Linked DNA regions of Homo sapiens: region 2 is linked to region 1. The links are chromatin contacts, found by Hi-C or POLR2A ChIA-PET in ENCODE. All regions are on one chromosome and are shown on one strand. Each heading gives the region's core, a stretch centred on a gene start or an enhancer-like site at or near the end of the contact. The rest is flanking DNA. Distances are from core to core; before and after follow the strand shown. Region 1 overlaps KANSL1 (KAT8 regulatory NSL complex subunit 1). Region 2 has its middle 5.9 kb from the start of LRRC37A.

The links. A loop is a pair of places that touch in the nucleus more often than their neighbours do. ChIA-PET counts read pairs that join two places held with the same protein, here RNA polymerase II (POLR2A). Pooled maps may share reads with other maps.
Region 2: a pooled map shows a loop between it and region 1 (3-fold over the local background). The contact joins two enhancer-like sites. A Hi-C loop is called at or near these places in 2 of 168 maps with a recorded cell type or tissue (Calu3 and GM11168) and 5 of 50 pooled maps. POLR2A ChIA-PET finds 5 or more read pairs at or near these places in 1 of 52 experiments (activated T-cell).

Annotation. Positions count from the first base shown.
Region 1 is chr17:46,147,262-46,154,046 of GRCh38, forward strand. All of the region lies in intron 2 of KANSL1 (KAT8 regulatory NSL complex subunit 1), which reads right to left. LOC107985027 (a long non-coding RNA gene) reads right to left here. Exons shown (of 2, transcript XR_001752923.1): 2 at 3,667-5,705. Among named protein-coding and RNA genes, the nearest start is that of KANSL1, 43 kb to the right of the region's middle. RefSeq lists enhancers at 1,346-1,847, 1,848-2,347. Within about 2 kb of position 5,355, at least 2 of the 41 ENCODE cell types and tissues checked have a DNase peak (open chromatin) inside an H3K27ac peak, as active enhancers do.
Region 2 is chr17:46,285,606-46,292,810 of GRCh38, forward strand. It overlaps a transcript of LRRC37A not described here and a transcript of ARL17B not described here. Among named protein-coding and RNA genes, the nearest start is that of LRRC37A, 5.9 kb to the right of the region's middle. RefSeq lists an enhancer at 2,559-3,059. Within about 2 kb of position 1,251, at least 4 of the 41 ENCODE cell types and tissues checked have a DNase peak (open chromatin) inside an H3K27ac peak, as active enhancers do.

The DNA of each region.
Region 1 (6,785 bases), core at 4,105-6,604:
GTAAAGAGAAGGAGGTGAAAAACGTCAACCAGACTGGGGTGGTGGCTCATGCCTGTAAACCCAGCACTTTGGAAGGCCAAGGTGGGTGGATCACTTGAGTTCAGGAGTTCACGACCAGTGTGGGCAAGGTGGCAAGATCCTGTCTCTACAAAAAATACAAAAATTAGCCAGATGTGGTAGCATGCGCCTGTAGTGCCAGCTACTCGGGAGGCTGAGATAGAAGAATTGCTTGAGACTAGGAGGCAGAGGGTGTAGTGGGCAGAGATCATACCACTAACCCCTCCAGCCTGGGTGACAGAGTGAGACTCTTTAAAAAAAAAAAAAAAAAAAAAAAAGAGAGCGAGAGAGAAAGAGGCAGAGAGAGAGAGAAAGATCTCAACTGATAAGATACTACATAATCACATTATCTCTTGCTTGACCAACTTAACAAATATTTCAAAATGTTTATAAAAATCAAAATGGGTCAGCATTGGAAGAAGTTGTAAGTAAAATTCAGGTGTTCTCCACATGAGGCAACTGCTGTTAATAGAAGACTATATGACGGTATTTTCTCGAAGTTTGGTACAAAGATCAAAAATAGAATCACAGGCAAAACCCTTGAAAGGCTTAGGAATCTGAATTTTTAAGTACTAGGTTGTTGATGAATATAAAATTTAAAGATGTGTATTTAGGGTAGAAATAACCTTGACCTTGGTAGCTGTGGAACTTGTGTGGTTACTCGTTCTGGGCCCTGGTTTTCCCAATGGTAAAACAGAGGAGGTAGGGACACAAACGTCCTACTTCATAGAAAAGTTATAAGACTTTAAAGGCGATGGTTTATAAAAAGTAATTAGCACACAGTTTTGACACACACTAAATAATAATTAGCTACTATGGTGGAAATTTTATTTCTATTTAACACTTCTGACATTAGCAAATAGTGTACCAAACAGACATGCTTTTTACATAGTTACATGATTCTTCTCAACAACCGCTCCCCCGAAAGAAAGCAGTTTTTAAGAGGGTCACTCTCATGATTTGAAGAGAACTGGGAGAGGAGGAACATAAATCAGTTCTGTCACATTTTAAGGATTAGAATTTAAACATTAAAAACAATTTTAATATGTTCACATATATAACTATCACCTGGTTGGACCATGACAAAAACCCACCCCTAACCATAAACAAGGGTAACCTATCATTTATCAAAAACAGGAAACGTTCCTATCTCTCAAGATCAGCGCTCTGAACTAATTATTTAACATAAGGTCATTTTTACGAGTTCACATGCTGAATGGCTTACAATTAAAAGCCTCTTCTAACCCAAATCACCATCCTCCTTCACTTACCTTTTTTTTTTTTTGAGATGGGAGTCTCCCTCTGTCGCCCAGGCTGAAGTATAGTGGCACAATCTCAGATCACTGCAACCTCTACCTCCTGGGTTCAATTGATTCTCCTGCCTCAGCCTCCTGAACAGCTGGGTACAAGCACCCACCATGCCTTGCTAATTTTTTTTTGTATTTTTAGTAGCGACAGGGTTTAACCATGTTGGCCAGGCTGGTCTGGAACGCCTGATCTCAAGTAATCTGCCCACCTCGGTTTCCCAAAGTGCTGGGATTACAAGCATGAACCACCGTACCTGGCCTGTTGCTTACACTTAAAAAAAAAAAAAAAAATTCCTCCCCTCTCCCTAGACTCCTAACCTAATCAAGTTACCAAATTCAAAAAATTATTTTATCTCACCCATTCTTGCCTCTTTTTTTCTTTTTTTTTTTTTTTTGAGACGGAGTCTCGCTCTATCGCCCAGGCTGGAGTGCAGTGGCATGATCTTGGCTCACTGCAAGCTCCACCTCCCGGGTTCACGCCATTCTCCTGCCTCAGCCTCCCAAGTAGCTGGGACTACAGGCGCCCACCACTGCGCCCAGCTGATTTTTTGTATTTTTAGTAGAGACGGTGTTTCACGTGTTAGCCAGGATGGTCTCGATCTCCTGACCTTGTGATCCGCCCGTCTCGGCCTCCCAAAGTGCTGGGATTACAGGCGTAAGCCACTGCGCCCAGCCTGCCTCTTTTTTTCTACTAGGGCTATCACAATTCTGGCCTTCATTTCATTTGACAGGAAGGCATGGGTTTATACCCTAACCAGAACAACAATGAACAGGATTTCTGCCTCCACTCCTCTAATCCAGGGGTTGGCAAACTTTTTCTGTAAAGGGCCAGATGGCAAATATTTAGGCTTTGCAGGCCACACAGTCTCCGTCTCAACTACACAACTCTTGCCATTATAGTACTAAAGCAGCCACAGACAATATTCAAGTGAATGAGTATGACTGTGTTCCAATAAAACTTTACTTACAAAAACTTGCCTTAGACTGCATTTGGCATACAGGGCATAGTCTGTTGATTGTGCTAATCCAACCAACTAATATCAACTTTCCTAAATTCCATCACAGATCATGTGATTTCTGATTTAAAAGTCACTTTCCTTGGCTGGGCACGGTGGCTCACGCCTGTAATGCCAGCACTTTGGGAGGCCATGGCGGGTGGATCACGAGGTCAGGAGATCGAGACCATCCTGGCTAGTAGTAGAGATGATGAAACCCCGTCTCTACTAAAAATACAAAAAAAAAAAAAATTAGCCGGGTGTGGTGGCGGGCGCCTGTAATCCCAGCTACTCGGGAGGCTGAGGCAGGAGAATGGTGTGAACCCAGGAGGTGGAGCTTGCAGTGAGCTGAGATCGCACCACTGCACCCCAGCCTGGGCAACAGTGCGAGACTCCATCTCAAAAATAAATAAATAAATAAAAAATAAAAGTCACTTTCCTTACCAAAAAAAAAAAAAAAATAGAACTTAACATTCCTTGGCCTGATACTCAAAGGCTTCCTCCATGAGTATAATCTTCATTAACCTTGGTCATTTCCTTTTTCTCATACTAGATTCCAAATTGTATTCCATGATTGTGGCTGCTTATACTGCTCTAATTCCAAACCTTTGCTCAATTTGTATACAGAATGTCCTTTCTTCTTTCCCTCTAAACACCTACATCTCCCTTGCTTCCCACACTACCACCTAGAACTAAAATCCATCTATCCTCTAAGAAGTCTCCTTCCCTTTACCCAGAAATTCTTCTTCAGCAGAACTTCTATGGCACTTAATCTGTATCTTTTCTGACAATGATTGCTTTGTATCTTTTACCACAGTGAATTATATCTTAGATCCCCTAAGCCTGTGGGCAGAATTTATTTACAAGTCATCTCTGTATTTCCCACAGCACTTTACAATCAAGAGATAAAAAAACAGGTATTATTGTTTCAAAGAAAATATTCCTACAACTAAATTCCTTTACATAACATAGCACTGTTAATAAGACCAAGACACACTTATTCTGTATTAAAATGTTACCTAAAAACTAATGACACTGGCTCAACAAATTAAGCCTTCAAAAATTAGTCTCCATCTTATTACCCAGAGGGCAGCATGGCAAAGTGGGAAAAGGAAAAAAGGACAAGATTGACATCCTGATTCTGCCATTGTTGTTAAATTTCTGCTTCCTTATCTTGTGAAACAGATGTTACCACTGCCTACCTGGGAAAACTAGGAATAACGACTACAGTAAATTATTATGCATTATGGCTTTTATAAACAGAAATTTAAGAACAGCTAAGTTAACTGCAAGATCCCTATTCTGTCAAAAAAAAAAAAAAAAAACACGAGTATCTTGTGTTCAGCATTATGAATATAAAGAATAAAGACATGAGCAGTCTCATAACATAGACAAGTTCAGTCTACTGTAGATCCTTTCACAGAGAAGTAATACAACATACTGAGTGCTAACCTTCCAGCTATTTCTAAAAAGATGGAAGTCCAAGGTTATTTCTAAATTATTTTAAGCATAAAGCTAAATATTTAAGAATGAGTTATAACTGAGTTTCTACCAAATTAAAACAACGATGCTTACAACAGCTTACAGGGCTCCTGATCTCACCTTCTACCACTCATTCTATACCTGGATCAGCATGCATGCTCCTGCCACCCCGGGCTTACTGATGAAAATCCAACAAACCGGGCTCAGTCCCATCTTAGGGCCTTTGCAAGTGTTCTCTACACCTTGAATGCTCTTCCTCAAGATCTTCACAGGTCTTGCTCACACACTTCATACAGATCTCATTCAAACTGTCACCTCCTCAGAGAGGCTTTCCCTGACCACCCTATTAATATAGACATCTCTCTCCCATAACCATCACTTTCAATCTCCTTAGGCTCTTTCCTTTTTATATCTCTTTATAGCACTTGTTAACTAGCCTTCGGTCATTATTTACTTATCTGTCTTCCCTAGTAGGATAAAACTCCCTGAAAACTGTAATATCTTATTGGCTGCTGTACTCCTTGTAACTAAAATCATGCCTGGAACACACTGAGTACTTGATACATATTAATTTTTAAATTGATGAATAACATTTGTGAGTGACGAGGAATATTCATCATTGCAACTTACATAATTTCTTAAACCAGCTGCTTACAATTAAATCTAGCATGTTGAGGCTACTCCTAGAACAGGGGTTCTTAATTTGGGGCTTTAGGGAATCATTAATACCCATGTTTCTGGAAGGAAAATCTACAGCTTTTCTTTAAATGGTCCCTAATCTGAAAAACATCCTAGACCAGTGATTTATGACTCTGGCTACATCATGGAATCTCCTGGTGAATTTTAAACATACAGATGCTTGGATCCCATCCCAGAGGGTGTATTTTTTCTCATCTGTGGTACAACCACAGGACTTCTAAAAAATTACCCAGGTGATTCTAGTGTATAGCAAAAGTTGAGAACCATGCAATTTGAACACAACAAATGTTAACTGGGTGAGAGTCCTCAAAGGTACTTACAGTGGGAAGAAAACAAAAATTGAAAACTATGAATTTTGAGGGAATTGGCATTGCTGGCAAACAGATCAATACACAAGTTCCTGAATAATTCTGTATCATAAAAACATTTTAAACAAAAACTAGTAGCTCTACCTCCACTTAAATACTAACCTGACATTGAGATTCTAGAGCTTACTCCCAGAACACAAATAACACCTTTCACTTAAAACAACGTATTTCAGACAAACATTCACTTCTTAATAACTTACTTATAAAAACCTAAAACTATCAAGAAAACAACAGAATACTTTTTGAAGACGAATCAGCTATATTACAACTATGAAGCTCTTTGTAGTTTTATTCCTAAAAATGCCTTTGAAGCAACACATTTCCACCAATTAATGTCCTCATTTAGCCTCAACTGTTACACAGGATGACAGGCCCTGAATTTAGGTGAAACTAATACTGACAATAGACACAAAGGGGGGGGGGGGATTTCAGAGATTTATTTAGATCATGTCAAAAGGGTTTGAAAAGAGCAGGTGTCAGACTGACACAGGTGGTAAATTGTTTTCTTTTTGAAGTCAAACAAGCAAACATTGAGTAATAAGCGAATTCACTGATACCAACCGAGGGTTTCATAAGTTACTGGTTTTTATACCTTCATCCAAGTAGCCCTTTTAAAAAAGGGATTAGCAAGATAGAGAGCAAAACAACAAAATGTTAAGTATTTGTAAAATAAATAAATCCAGATGCTTAAATCCACAGTGATAAATAATTTTAAATTATTCCTGGATACTTAGAATCACGATGAAACTCATTCCATCTATCCCTTTCTTTCTTTATTCTTGGCTGTATGGAGATACCTGCTGACACAGAAGCACCAGGTCATGAGCACATCTGACATAAAACATTACAAACTTAAAGCAGTATTTTTTAAAATCTAAAGGGCTTAGGGAAGACAGCCATGCTCCTAGCTATGAAGCCTCTGTGGCTTGACTTCCTGGTCATATCACAAGGATTTTTTTTTAAAGTATTATTCAGTTCCCTTGTTGAGTAAGTTAATTTACTAGGAAAGTGCAAACAAAGACATACATGCAGGTACGCAGCTCATCAACGCATTTTAGTTGTGGGGAAAGATCAGGCTTAGGAGACACGAATAATTATAAAACTATTAGAGCTGGAAGAGCCCTCTTTAAATTTCCCTTCTAGAAAGATGGGCACAAGGAAATCCTTAGCTTTCTATGTCGTTTTACTCGGTAAAATAGTACACTCTTATTAGTAACTTTATCTTTTATCAAAAGCCTGTGGAAATAAATGTTCTGGGATTAACTAGTAAATATATAAATAAAGCCACAGAAACATATTCCCAAAATGTGGGCTGGAAATGAAAACAGAACAGCATGGGATACAAAACCCCACTGGCTGTTTACAAAATGTTTCGTGTACATGACTTTTATGTAATAGGAACAGAACACTAGTATAGGAAATGAAGACTACATGGAAGGGCTGGCTACTTGGAGGTGACGGAGTTAAAGATTTCATGAACCATCAAAAGACCAGGTCATTTATACACTAGATTATCAAACCAGAAAAAGTCTGAGTCCCCTCATTCCATTACATTTGAAGAAATGAGAAGCACCAAAAAAATAAAGTATCAATACAAAGAAGAGAGAGAAACTAAGACAATCTGACCCTGAAGGAATCGCAATGTGGAGGGAAAACCCAGCCCTAGGAGTTAATTGTCTAAGTCAGGTAAGAAAAGAGTGAAAAAGTTGAACAGCACAACAGACTATTTCATGAACACCAGATGCCTCGATATGTAAGGGCTTTAAATAAAGAGAAAACACTCTCCTCATGAGCTGCTGCTTCAGTGCCTAGTTCTTCACTCAACTATACCCCCCTCTAAATCAGATGCAGCATTTTGAAATCGACCTCACTCCCTT
Region 2 (7,205 bases), core at 1-2,500, 130 kb after region 1:
GAGTGAGAGGAAGTTTCTTTAAAAATAAAATGTATAAAGAAGTGAGTCACGTTAGATTATCTGAGTGTTAGATAAGCTGAGGTGGTGTGGGGATATGGTAAAGCTCATGACACTGGTATGTGAAGGACTGAAGTTTGTCAAGCCCTTCACTAGACTAGCTGAGAGTCAGTAAATAATCACTCTAAGATTGGAAACTTGAAATCCTAACATTGGAAACTTGAAATCCTAGAAATGCTTCCAAAATTATGCCAGCTGATTTCATTTTCAAATGCTGCACACAGAGGGGCTCTCATCTGTAAGGAACGGAGCACCCTCTTCAACTCCTCATCATCCTTCTCTGTTAGTGGTGTGAGCACTGTCATGACATCCTCTGTTGACTGGCACTGTGGACAGACATACTCATCAATGAGCTCTGCCTCACTCTGCAAGATGCCAATGCAGCACCCATGGTACCAATTCTGACACCGATCATGGCCAATAAAAAATCTGCAAGATCCGAAATGGAAATGTGAGTTCAAAACAGATGGGATGATGTTACTTATAATAAAGCATGCACCTGAAAATTTGCTAAACCCTGGGATATAAAATAGTTTTAGTATTGTGGTTTTAATACTTTCAAGATCGACATTCCAGTACATTAATTTAGTATTTTTGATGTTAAGAACAAGCAGTAAAAAAATTTATAAGAACACTGTAATTTTGGAGAACCAATTTAAAGATAAATATGAAACATTCAATTGATTTTAAAGCTGAAAACAAGTCACAAATCTTTCAACTAGTACTGTACCATGTGGGAGTTCAAAATCCTATAAGGTAATAACAGAGTCTCAAAGCTTATACCCAAATTAGTGTTTTTCTAACCTATAATAAAGCACCATTTCAAACACTGATAAAGTCCAAACAAGTCAAGCTAGTTTAATCTCATTAATTTCTATGTTACATATTGAAGAATCAAATCTACCATTAAACCACATTTTCCCCAATGTGTCTCAAACATTCACTATGAAGCAAGATAAATTTTGAAGGGTAGGTAAAAAGGGAAAAAGAGAAAAAAAAATGAAAAGGAATTTGTAATGTAAGTGTATAACAAATGTAGAAAAAATCTGCTTTTTATTTTAAAGTAAATAAGTAACCAGTCAGAGCAATTTGGCTTCCTAAATTATTAAATGTGATGCTCTTATTAGAACTCACTGTGACTGCAGGTGTTCTGCAGATACAGTACAATTCCTCACTGCTGCCCTCTTGTGCCCATTTACAATCATTACAGATGTACACATCCATTTTCTTAGCCTCCTTTTCTGCGATGCCAACACATTCTCCATAATAGCAGTTAGTACAAAGATCACAGCCAATATAGAACCTAGAAGTATTCACAACGAAAATGACAATGTAATTGTCGTTTTGAGCTGCATGGTACTTAAATCTGTCTTCCCTGCCTTGCTTCATTTTTTTACAGGATAACTTCCTGCTATGAGTCAGCTAAACATTCCTGAATCCAACCATTCTACCCCTGGCAAACTCCAGTATCTGATGCTCTATCACATGTGCAAACAAAGTCACTCACATGGGTTTCAACAAGTACACTGCTTAGTGAAATATGGGTCTTTAAAAACATACTGGAATTTGAAAAAATAAACCACACACTGATGGTAATGTCTTCCTCTGAATGAATGTGTGCAAAACTGTAACAGGCACAAAAACCAAAGCCAAAGAATCAAAGACTTACACCTGTCAAACCTATTCCACAGAAGCCATTTCAATATCAGGGCTATTTCTTAGATAGGTTTAAAAATGTATCTCACAATTTAAATTTGAAAACAAAGCAAAGCGCAAACACCAAGTAGAAGTTACACTACAAGGACCATGCAGGTCAGCCAGGTGTAGAAGATAAACGGTCAAAATATGCTAAGAAGAAGAAAACTAAGAAAGGTACATAGAGCAATTCAATCTCTACCAGGTTTTCTGAATAAACATTGGAATTTAATCGAATTAAAAATAATTTCTCATAATGGAATATGGCATGGGCCACTTTTTCAGTTAATATAATGTTTGTGACAATGTGGGCAGTGGCCTGGCTAGTTAACGGGTAGGGAACGTGGAAGGAGCTGCTTCAGTTCAACATCGGGGACATGGTATGGGGAAGGATGCAAAGATAGTTATCCAGAATCTGTCTACACTGCTTGGCAGGGTCTACACTGCTTGGCAAGGCGGAGCTGTGTAAGTGTGTGATTGTGGAGTGCACAGTGGCCTCTGTAATAAAAGACGTAATGACAAAAGAAAAAGTAAATGTAACAAACGCTTATACAGTGTGTCTACAAGTGTTGATAGGCACAGTGTAGGAACATCATGTCAAAGTCATAGTGAGAATTACCATGAATCACAGGGAAGCAGGCTGGCTTTGCCGATACCATTGGCACTCCTAGCTCTACCAAGGCATTTCTTGGTAGATTCACCTAGAGGAATGGAAGTCGTCCTCAAGCTTCAAATTGACCTGCTTCATGAATGTGAAGGAATAATACATGGCTATGTAGTTTATCCTGTTACCACTAACTTTTTTCTTTTGTCTCGCTGTATAACCCAGGCTGCAGGGCAGGGGCAGGATCACGGCCCCCTGCAGCCTGGACCTCCCAGGCTCACATGATCCTCCCACCTCAGCCTCCCGAGTAGCTGGGACTACAGATGTGCACCACCAGGCCCGGCTTTTTTTTTTTTTTTTTTTTTTTGACGGAGCCTTGCTCTGTCTCCCAGGCTGGAGTACAGTGGCATGATCTCGGCTCACTGCAACCTCTGTCTCCTGGCTTCAAGCAATTCTCTTGCCTCAGCTTCCCAAGTAGCTGGGATTACAGGTGTGTGCCACCACATCTGGCTAATTTTTGCATTTTTGGTTGTGCCACGTTGGCCAGGCTGGTCTCAAACTCCTGACTTCAGGCGATCCACCTGCCTTGGCCTCCCAAAGTCCTGAGATTACAGGTGTGAGCCACAGGGCCCAGCCTCTTTTCATATTTTTTAAAAAAAGTTTTAATGAGCAGTGAGGACGACCAGAGGTCACTTTCGTCACCATCTTGGTTTTGGTCGGCTTCTTTACTGCATCTTGTTTTTTCTTTTTTTTTTTTTTTGAGACTGGGTCTCACTCTGTCACCCAGGTTAGAGTGCAGTGGCACAATCTCGGCTCAGTGTACCCTGCACCTCCCAGGCTCAAGTGATCCTCCCACCTCAGCCTCCCAAGTACCTAGGACCACAGGCACGTGCCACCAAGCTCAGCTAATTTTTTGTATTTTTGTTAGAGACAGGGTTTCACCATGTTGGCCAGGCTAGCCTTGAACTCCTGACCTCAGGTGACCCATCTCAGCCTCCCAAAGTGCTGGGATTACAAGCGTGAGTCTCTGTGTCTGGCCAACATACTATTGTCTCAATATGCATTTTGCCATACTTTTTAAGTGCATCTCTTCTGCTATCCTGTAGTACAACTTACTCTTGGAAATGATCAAAGCAAACTATATTACCCTAGGGACAAACCCATTGTGATTGGCATCCACGAACAAATTTGGTGTAAAGAAATCATATCTATGACCAAGAGGGTTTCTTTCTTATTTGGAGATAAGAGTCTCACTTTGTCACCCTGCCTGGACTGCAGTGACATAAACACGGCTTGCTATAGCCTTGACCTGCCAGGCTCAAGTGATCCTCCTGCCTCAACCCCTTCAAATAGCTACAGGTGCTCACCACCATGCCCAGCTACTTTTTTTTTTGTAGAGATGGAGTCTTGCTGTGTTGCCCAGGTAACTTACCTCCTGAGCTCAAGTGATCTGCCTGCCTTTGCCTCCCAAAGTGCTGGGATGACAGTTATGAGCCACTTGTACCCAGCCATAAGAATATTTCTTAAAATCTGACTTAAAATTTTTTTAAAAAATTCTTTTAGAGATAGGGTTTCACCATGTTGGCTAGGCTGGTCTCGAACTCCTGACCTCAGGTGGTCTGCCCACCTTGGCCTCCCAAAGTGCTTGGATTACAAGTGTGAGCCACTGTGCCCAGCCAAAATCTGACACATTTATAAATTTCTACAATAATTTTAAATACCAAAAATATTCCCAAAACGTTTCATCATGATTATTTTTCTTCCTAAATCTTATAGTCTCTCAGAAAAATAACTTAGCCCACGTTTCCTTTAAAGAGTTTTTAATTTTTTTAATGAAGGGCCGAATTAATTTTATTTTTCCTTCTTTGAAAAAATTCATCCAGCACACTGGCTCACACCTGTAATCCCAGCAGTTTGGGAGGCCGAGGGCGGAAGATCACTTGCGTCCAGGAGCTCAAGAGCAGCCTGGCCACATGGTGAAACCCCATCTCTACTAAAAATACAAAAATGAGCCAGGTGTGGTGGCGCATGCCTGTAGTGCCAACTACTTGGAAGGCTGAGGTTGGAGGCTCCTTTAAGCCTGAGAGGTGAAGACTTCAGTGAGCTGTGATGGCACCACTGTGCTGCAATGTAGATGACAAAGTGAGACCCTGTCTTAAAACAAAACAAAACAAAACTTTTTTTTGGAGACAGGGCCTCACTTGATCGCCCCGGCTAGAGTACAGTGGTGCTATCATGGCTCACTGCAGGGTCGACCTCCTGGGGTCAAGCAGTCCCCTGGCCTCAGCCTCGCCAAGTAGCTGAGACTACAGGTGTGCATCACAACACCCAGCAAATTCCTTTTTGTAGAAACAGGGTTTTGCCATGTTGCCCAGGCTGGTCTCAAAATCCTGGCCTCAAGTGATCCACCCACCTCAGCCTTTTAGAATGCTGGGATTACAGGCTGTGAGCCACAACTCTCTTGGCCTATAAATGATAATTTAAGTGAATCTCTGAAGCTACAGTTTTTTGTTTCGAGATGGAGTCTCGCTCTGTCGTGCAGTGGCATGATCTCGGCTCACTGCAACCTCCGCCTTCTGGGTTCAAGTGATTCTCCTCCCTCAGCCTCCCAGGCAGCTGGGATTACAGGTGCCTGCCACCATGCCTGGCTAATTTTTGCATTTTTAGTACAGACGGGGTTTCGCCCTGTTAGCCAGGCTGGTCTCGAACTCCTGACCTCAAGTGATCGTTTCACCTCAGCCTCCCAAAGTGCTGGGATTATAGGCATGAGCCATTGCGCCCAGCCTCTGAAGCTATAGTTTTATAGATTCTAAAGCAGAGACTTCATATAGATGTCTATGAAAAGCCAAAAACAAACAAAAAACCCACAGGAAAACCTGATTCCCCACGCCAAAATTTCAAGGATTTGCCTAAAGGTAAGGTCCATCTGTACCTGAAATAAGTTTGCTGTGCCTCTTTTTCTGCAGGGTAACCCAGCCCTATGCACCAATCATTACATGACTACCTCAGGAAGCTTTTAAATATATCACAAATATTTTACCAAATAAACCTGAATGGCCCTGGTTTAATGAATCTGCTTCTCTGTCTATAGACTATCTAGTCTCATAAAGTCAAAAGAGAAGCAATGTGACAAATTATTCAACAGCCCTTCTCTATTTATAGAGAGAGACTGAACTTCTTCTTTGGTTAGAAAGAAAACCTTGAGTTTCATTTCCTAGTTCATATATTTTTATAACATCGTGGGACGGATTTTGGGAGAACCAAGATGGTATAGCGGGTGCACACTTTGATCCTCCCTCTCCCTTCAAGAACATACAAGTGAGAGTAAAATATAAAAAAGAGAAATTGAAAAGACATAGTCATGCTTAAATAAGTTACAACAATCTCAATGGAACAGACACAAAACTGTGAGCAGGACTAAAACTGCAGGCCTTCTAGACTCCAGATGCAGAAGGAGGAAGTGGTGGCTGAACACTAACAGTAAGAGTTTCTCGGGGGTAAGGGAGGCTAACATGCTGTGTGTGAGGCAGTGATAGGCTCCCTGCTGGAAGTTAAGGGTTGACTGGGCTACACTGGGCTTCAGGAGAGAAGAAAACAACACTCCTCTCACTCAAAATAAGCTTGCAAAATTCAAATGTTTGAAAATGAAAATGTGTAATATGAAAAAAAGACAACCAGGGCCCATACGGTGGCTCATGCCTATAATCCCAGCACTTTGGGAAGTCGAGGAAGGAGGATCACTTGCTTGAGCCCGGGAGTTTGAGACCAGCCTGGGCAACATGGCAAAACCTTGTCTCTACAAAAAAACAATGACAACAACAATAACAACAAAAAACACCCCAAAATTAGCCAGAGATGGTGGCATGGCACGCGCCTGTAGTCCCAGATACTTGGGAACCTGAGGCGGAAGGACTTACTGATCTGGGTAGGGGGAGGCTGCGATGGGGTGTGATTGCACCGCTGCACTCCAGCCTAGGAAAAAGAATAAGGCCCTGCTTCTCAAAAAGCAAAAAAAAAAAAAAAAAAGCCAATAAAATCAATGGTCTAATCTGAATTCACTCCAAATGAAATTATAGAGCAATTTGACAGGCCAGGCCCAGTGGCTCACACCTGCAATCCCAGCACTTTGAGAGGCTGAGGAGGGAGGATCACTTGAGGTCAGGAGTTCAAGACCAGCTTGGCTAACATGGTGAAACCCCGTCTCTACTAAAAATACAAAAATTGGCTGGGTGTGGTGGTGGGCACCTGTAATCCCAGCTACTTGGGAAACTGAGGCATGAAAACCACTTGAACCCAGGAGGCGGAGGTTGCAGTGAGCCGAGATCATGCCACTGCATTCCAGCCTGGGTGACAGAGCAAGACACTCTCTCGAGGAAAAAAAAAAAAAAGAAAAGGAAAACAACTCAAGGGTTGGATAACATTGCCAGTATAACCATAATTCAAAACAAGCAGCAGAATTTGGAGGATAATTTGTTTCATTCTCAGGAAAATGTGAAACTCTGAAACTGCTTTTTGAGTGCAGGGTATTTCCGGGGCTTTTCCTAAAGTCTTAACCCTTGGCTCTGACCCCTTATTTGAAGTTTGGAGAGCAGAACCGAGGATTGTATTACTACAGTTGTGGACACAGGAGAGGGGTTAGTCTCCCCCCGCTCCAGGAGTAAGGGATGCTGGGCTGCTCGAACACAGGCCTTGTTAGAACTCCCTTCAAACAGGATCCCAGAGATGTGGGGAGAAGGTAACTGGCCTTAAGAATGATTGCGCTACAGCTTTCGAAAACTATAATGCCTTTCAAATATGGCTTATTGCTTGGATCTCAATATCTCCCACGTATCTTGGGTGGAATATTTTG